Linked DNA regions of Homo sapiens: region 2 is linked to region 1. Evidence: read pairs that join two places in POLR2A ChIA-PET (ENCODE). Cell type or tissue: K562. All regions are shown on one strand. Each heading gives the region's core, and the rest is flanking DNA. Links, peaks and the distances in the headings are about the cores only. Region 1 overlaps GNG4 (G protein subunit gamma 4). Region 2 has its middle 9.0 kb from the start of GNG4.

What was found. Peaks named below come from ENCODE experiments on the same cell type or tissue, not always from the same donor. Only the 100,000 strongest peaks of a DNase experiment are listed, where the experiment ranks them.
Region 2: POLR2A ChIA-PET joins it to region 1 with 6 read pairs; 5 of 35 experiments call an interaction of 5 or more read pairs at or near these places.

The regions. Positions count from the first base shown.
Region 1 is chr1:235,598,262-235,601,172 of GRCh38, reverse strand. The region is part of intron 1 of GNG4 (G protein subunit gamma 4); the gene reads left to right. Among named protein-coding and RNA genes, the nearest start is that of GNG4, 50 kb to the left of the region's middle. In K562, for the core only: a CTCF peak has its summit at 1,437; a DNase peak (open chromatin) is centred at 1,495; H3K27me3 peaks cover 988 bases.
Region 2 is chr1:235,657,345-235,660,255 of GRCh38, reverse strand. No RefSeq gene overlaps it. Among named protein-coding and RNA genes, the nearest start is that of GNG4, 9.0 kb to the right of the region's middle. In K562, for the core only: no CTCF peak of the experiment used is centred there; no DNase peak of the experiment used is centred there; H3K27me3 peaks cover 959 bases.

The DNA of each region.
Region 1 (2,911 bases), core at 205-2,704:
TTAGACACCTTCCCTGTATCATCACTGTTTCTCAAAGTAAGGAAGTTGTTGGAGCCATCAGTACATCTGCATGACTCTGGGTCATTACCCTTCACAACCCAGAGTTAATTTAGCTCCATTTAAGAACTGAAACAGCAGCAGCCATGGGGAATTAAAGTCTCTGTTGAAGCCTCAGTTTATTCTTTCATGCACACCAGAGTCACGTTCATAGGGACTGGCTACGGCGTGCCCGCCCTATCTTGGCAATGGGGGCACAGAAGCTAAAAAAAACAAGGCCTCTGCCCTTGAGGGGCTCCCAGTTAGCTCATGGCCAGCCAGTGGGCCTTCCCACTACCTCACAATGAAACACAGCAATTTTTTCAAAGATGAATATATTTTCTTCTTTTGAGAGGGAAGAAAAGCTTTTGAAAACATCATGGTAAAATTTAGTGCTATTAAAAAGCAGCTTTCAGCCAGGAGTGGTGGCTCATGCCTGTAATCCCAATGCTTTGGGATGCCAAGGTGGGAGGATCCTTTGAGCCAGGAGTTCAAAACCGGCCTGGGCAATACAGTGAGATCCTGTCTGTACAAAAAGTTTAAAAATTAGCTGGGTGTAGTCCTAACTACTCCAGACGCTGAGGTTGGAGGATCACTTGAGCCCAGGAGATTAAGGCTGCAGTGAGCTATGATTGCACCACTGCACTCCGGCCTGGGTGACAGAGCAAGACCCTCTCTCTTACACACACACACATATACACACACACACACACACACACAAAAGCCAGGCGCCATGGCTCACGCCTGTAATCCCAACGCTTTGGGAGGCCAAGGTGGGCAGATCACTTGAGGTCAGGGGTTCAAGACCAGCCTGGCCAATATGTTGAAACTCCATATCTACTAAAAATATAAAAATTAGCTGGGCATGGTGGCACATGCCTGTAATCCCAGCTACTCGAGTGACTGAGGCAGGACAATTTCTTGAACCCAGGAGGTGGAGGTTGTGGTGTGCCAAGATCGTGCCACTGTACTCCAGCCTGGGCGACAGAGTGAGACTCTGCCTGTCTAAAAAAAAAAAAAAAAAAAAAAAAAAAAAGCTTTCTTCCGCAACCAGATAAAGGAATCCAGTCAAGAGCTAAATTCCCATCAGCTCCAACAATCTGTGTTATTTTGAGAAATAGCAATGATACAGGGAAGGTGTCTAAAATCACTTCCTGGGGTAGGCTGGTGGGTTGACATCTGAAATACATTTCAAGCGTTGGATGGAAGATGCTATGCAAATGCCAGGAGGACAAGGAGAAATTGATAGTGTCTTTTCTGATGTGTGGCCTCTCAAAGAGCTTCTAGAGTTAGTAAGTTATCTAAAAGAGGAATCTAAAAAGCTGATGGGGCTGTGAATAACATTAAGGGTCAGGAGAACAGCACCTCTGCTGTCCACCACTGTTATGACTGACCCACGTGTCTTCAGCCAGGCTCTTCATCTTGGACCCTGCATAAGGCAGGACTGGGCCCTGCTGGTCTAGCTCAGAACTTTTCAAACTCTAACGTAAACCTGAATCACCTGGGTTAAAACGCAGATTCGGCTGGGTGCAATGCCTCACACATGTAACCCCAGCACTTTGGGAGGCCAAGGTGGGCGGATCACTTGAGGTCAGAGTTTGTTATCAGCCTGGCCAACATGGTGAAACCCCGTCTCTACTAAAAATGCAAAAATTAGCCAGGCGTGTTGGCTCGCGCCTGTAATCCCAGCTACTCGGGAGGCTGAGGCAGGAGACTCGCTTGAACCCGGGAGGCGGCGGTTGCAGTGAACCAAGATCGCGTCACTGCACTCCAGCCTAGGCAACAAAGCGAGACTCTGTCTCAAAAAAAAAAAAAACAAACCAAAAAACAAACAACGACAACAAAAAAACCCGCAGATTTGACTTCGTAGGTTTGGGTAGGACCTGAGATTCTGCATTGCTAACGAGCTCCAGGGGATACTGAAGCTGATGTCTCCCACCAGGCTGTGAGTAGCAGCATGCAGCCTCCCCGAGGTCCCAGCCAGTCCTGTTGAGTGAGAGCCTGAGATACGGGTTTCATGACATACACACCAAAGTGTGGGATGCTCCAGCTAGATGCAGACTTGAGCAGTGTGTCTCAAACGCGGCTGCACATTAAAAGCACCTGGGAAGGCCGGGTGTGGTGGCTCATGCCTGTAATCCCAGCACTTTGGGAGGCCAAGGCAGGCGGATCACTTGAGGTCAGGGGTTCAAGACCAGCCTGACCAACATGGTGAAACCCCATCTCTACTAAAAATACAAAAATTAAGCTAGGCATGGTGGCATGCACCTGTAATCCCAGGTACTTGGGAGGCTGAGGCAGGAGAGTCACTTGAACCTAGGAGTCGGAGGTTGCAGTGAGCCGAGATCACACCACTGCACTCCAGCCTGGGCAACAGAGTGAGCCTGTCTCAAAAAAAAAAAAATCACCTGGGAAGCTTCAACTTCCACTGATGCCTCAGTCCTCCCCCAGAGATTGTGGCTTAAAGGGCCTGGGGTTTGACTTGGGCATCAAGATCTTTATTTTTTTAATTTTATATTTTTGGGGTTTTTTGAGAAAGGGTCTCTGTTGCCCAGGCTGGAGTGCAGTAGCATGATTACAGCTCACTGCAGCCTCAAAATTCCAGGCTCAGGCGATCCTCCTGCCTCAGCCTCCTGAATAGCTGGGATCACAGGCGTGTGCCACCACACCCAGATAATTTTTAAATTTTTTGTAGAGATGGGGTCTTACTGTGCTGCCCAGGCTGGTCTTGAACTCCTGGGCTCAAACAATCCTCCGCTGCAGATTCCCAAAGCACTGGGATTACAGACGTGAGTCACTGCACCCAGCTGGAATCGGGATCCTTAAAAGTCCCCCTAGTGGTTCAGATGTACAGCAAAGTCTGAGAAGCTCTGGT
Region 2 (2,911 bases), core at 112-2,611, 59 kb before region 1:
GAATGTAAGAGGAAGGACTTTATTTAGATTGAGGTGATCTAGAAAGCCTCTTGAAAAATTGAAATTTTTGGTGAGGCGTGGTGGCTCATGCCTGTAATCCCAGCACTTTGGGAGGGTGAGGTAGGCAGATCACTTGAGATCAGGAGTTAGAGACCAGCCTGGCCAACATGATGAAACCCCATCTCTACTAAAAATACAAAAATTAGCAAGGCATGGTGGTAGGCGCCTGTAGTCCCAGCTACTTGGGAGGCTAAGGCAGGATAATTGCTTGAACCTGGGAGGCAGAGGTTGCAGTGACTGAGATTTTGACACTGCACTCCAGCCTGGGCAACAGAACGAGACTCCGTCTCAAAAAAGAAAAATTGAAATTTCTGTTGAAACCCAATGAATGATCGGAAATTTGGTGAAGATGGGGGCAGATGTGTTCCAGATAATACATGTTCAATAACTGGGGCAGGAACATCAGCAAAGGCCCAGGGAAGGAAAGAACATCCTGTCCCTGTCTCAGCTTCTTGGTGGGTGAGGGTGGGAGTGAAAACGGTGGGTGACGTCAACAACAGCAGTCCAAGGGCCCGAGGGCTGCCCTTCTTTCTGCTTTGCATCTGTGGTATTTTAAGATTCTCAAGACTACAGCATTCCTGTTCCTAGGTGTCTGTCCCAAAGAGAACTGAGCAGTAGCATTTTGTCGGTGTGAGCCTGCCAACCCAGATGTCCCCTCTTTACCTGAAAGTCTCAGTTGGACTCACCCTTTCCACAATGTTCACTGAACGCCAGTTCTGTGCAAGCCCGAGGCTAGAGGCTGGGTGGGGAAGGGAGGGGAGCGGGATTCTTTCCAGCTCGAAAGAGCTCATGCAGCGGGCGCAGTGGCTCATGCCTGTAGTCCCAGCACTTTGGGAGGCTGAGGTGGGCGGATCATGAGCTCAGGGGCTCCAGGCTAGCCTGGCCAACATTGTGAAACCCCATCTCTACTAAAAAATACAAAAATTAGGCAGGCGTGGTGGCACGGGCCTGTCATCCCAGCTACTGGGGAGGCTGAGGCATGAGAATCGCTTGAACCCAGGAGGCAGAGGTTGCAGTGAGCACTGCACTCCAGCCTGGGCGACAGAGCAAGACTCAGTCTCAAAAAAAAAAAACAATTAAAAAAAAAAAGAGCTCATGCCTGGTGACCTGCTTCTCACTATTTTGGATGACGTGTTTATGTTCTGAGGGGAAAAGCAAAAAAAAAAAGCTACAAGGCCGATTTTTTTTTTTTTTTTTTTGAGATAGAGTTTTACTTTTGTTTTCCAGGCTGGAGTGCAAGGGTGCAATCTCGGCTCACTGCAACCTCCGCCTCCCAGGTTCAAGTGAGTCTCTTGCCTCAGCCTCCCCAGTAGCTGGGAATACGGGCGCCTGCAGCCTCGCCCAGCTAATGTTGTATTTTTAGTAGAGACGAGGTTTCACCATGTGGGCCAGGCTGGTCTCAAACTCCTGACCTCAGGTGATCCACCTGCCTCGGCCTCCCAAAGTGCTGGGATTACAGGCGTGAGCCACTGCACCTGGCAAGGCCAACGTATATAAAAATGAGAGGAAACAAACTCAACGAGTGAACATTTTTTATCAGTAATTGCAGAACAATGGGAGTTCTTGGATTATGCATGTTGCAGGCCCTCTTTGCTGATTATCCTTCAGGTGTCCCCAGTTTGTCCCAAACTGTCTCACATCTTGGTCAGCTATATTATTTTTTCATTGTACTCCTTCTCAGGATAACACTCCATGTACTATGAAGCCAAAGCACTTTAAAACCTAATGAGCTTAAAACCTTGAAGCAGAAAGACCAACTGAAAAGCATTAGCAGTTGGAGGGTAGATGGGAAGGAAACAAAACAACTGCTACTGGAGAGAACAATTCACCACTGAGGTCAAAGGTAGCAAAAGAGCTTGTAGGTTGAGCACAAACTGGTATTGTGGAGTATTGCAAAAGCTTCATGTTGCATGCAGGATTTCCCCCAGTCGTTTTCAACTGCACAATTAAGGCAGCTACATTTGCCGATACCAAACATATACACGTATATGCACATTGAGTTGAGAAAGAGGTGCCACCTATATCATGTGTCATGTGACAACAGAAAACTATATCTTGCCACTTTGGGGACACTGGGTTGCAACTCAGCTGTTTGAGAGAAATTAAATAATACAGTGTGTCCTTTGAGGCCAAAATGACTAGAAGATCATTTGAGACTAGGCTACAATATTCCTGCTCAAGAGCTGAGTTCGTTTCTTCCTTCATGAAGGAAGTTAATGAGAGATGAGTTTGAAAAAGGTTGTCTCGTGGCAAAGTTTGGCTCATTGCCAAAGTAAAGTAAACAGGTCTTACCAAAACTTCTGAAGACTGATGATAATGAACTGGTGTTTCATTCTCAGATTTTAATTTTGTTAAAATAGCTGTAAAAGTCCTTGGAATCCAGTTCCAAGGGTAAATAAAAAAGACTGTCTTTTCTGAGACTTTTAGTAAAAATTAAGCTATAATTTTCATAGTGGTTGATATAATCTAAATACAAATGAGTAATTAGGTAACTTCATTATGTAGTTTCTATACACAATTTTCTGCACAGTAGTAGTTTATTACAACCAAGTAAAAGCCACTTACCTGTGCTCCTACGTGGATATGAATTAGACATGCTATTTTATTTTCTACAACGGTCTGGAGAACAGGGTTAGGAGGTAAAAGGTCTCACAGCCTGAGGTGGAGACTAGAAGAACAGCTGTTTCCACCACCCTTTCCACCATGTGCATTTTTAGACCCAAGCATTGTTTGTTCTCTGTTCCCTGCTGCAGGCATTTCAAAGCCAGCTTCAGCCCCGCCTCACGGATACATGTGCTCAGTGGTGCTGCTCACTGCTTTATGTTTAACTGGTAGTCTCTGCCACTGTGTT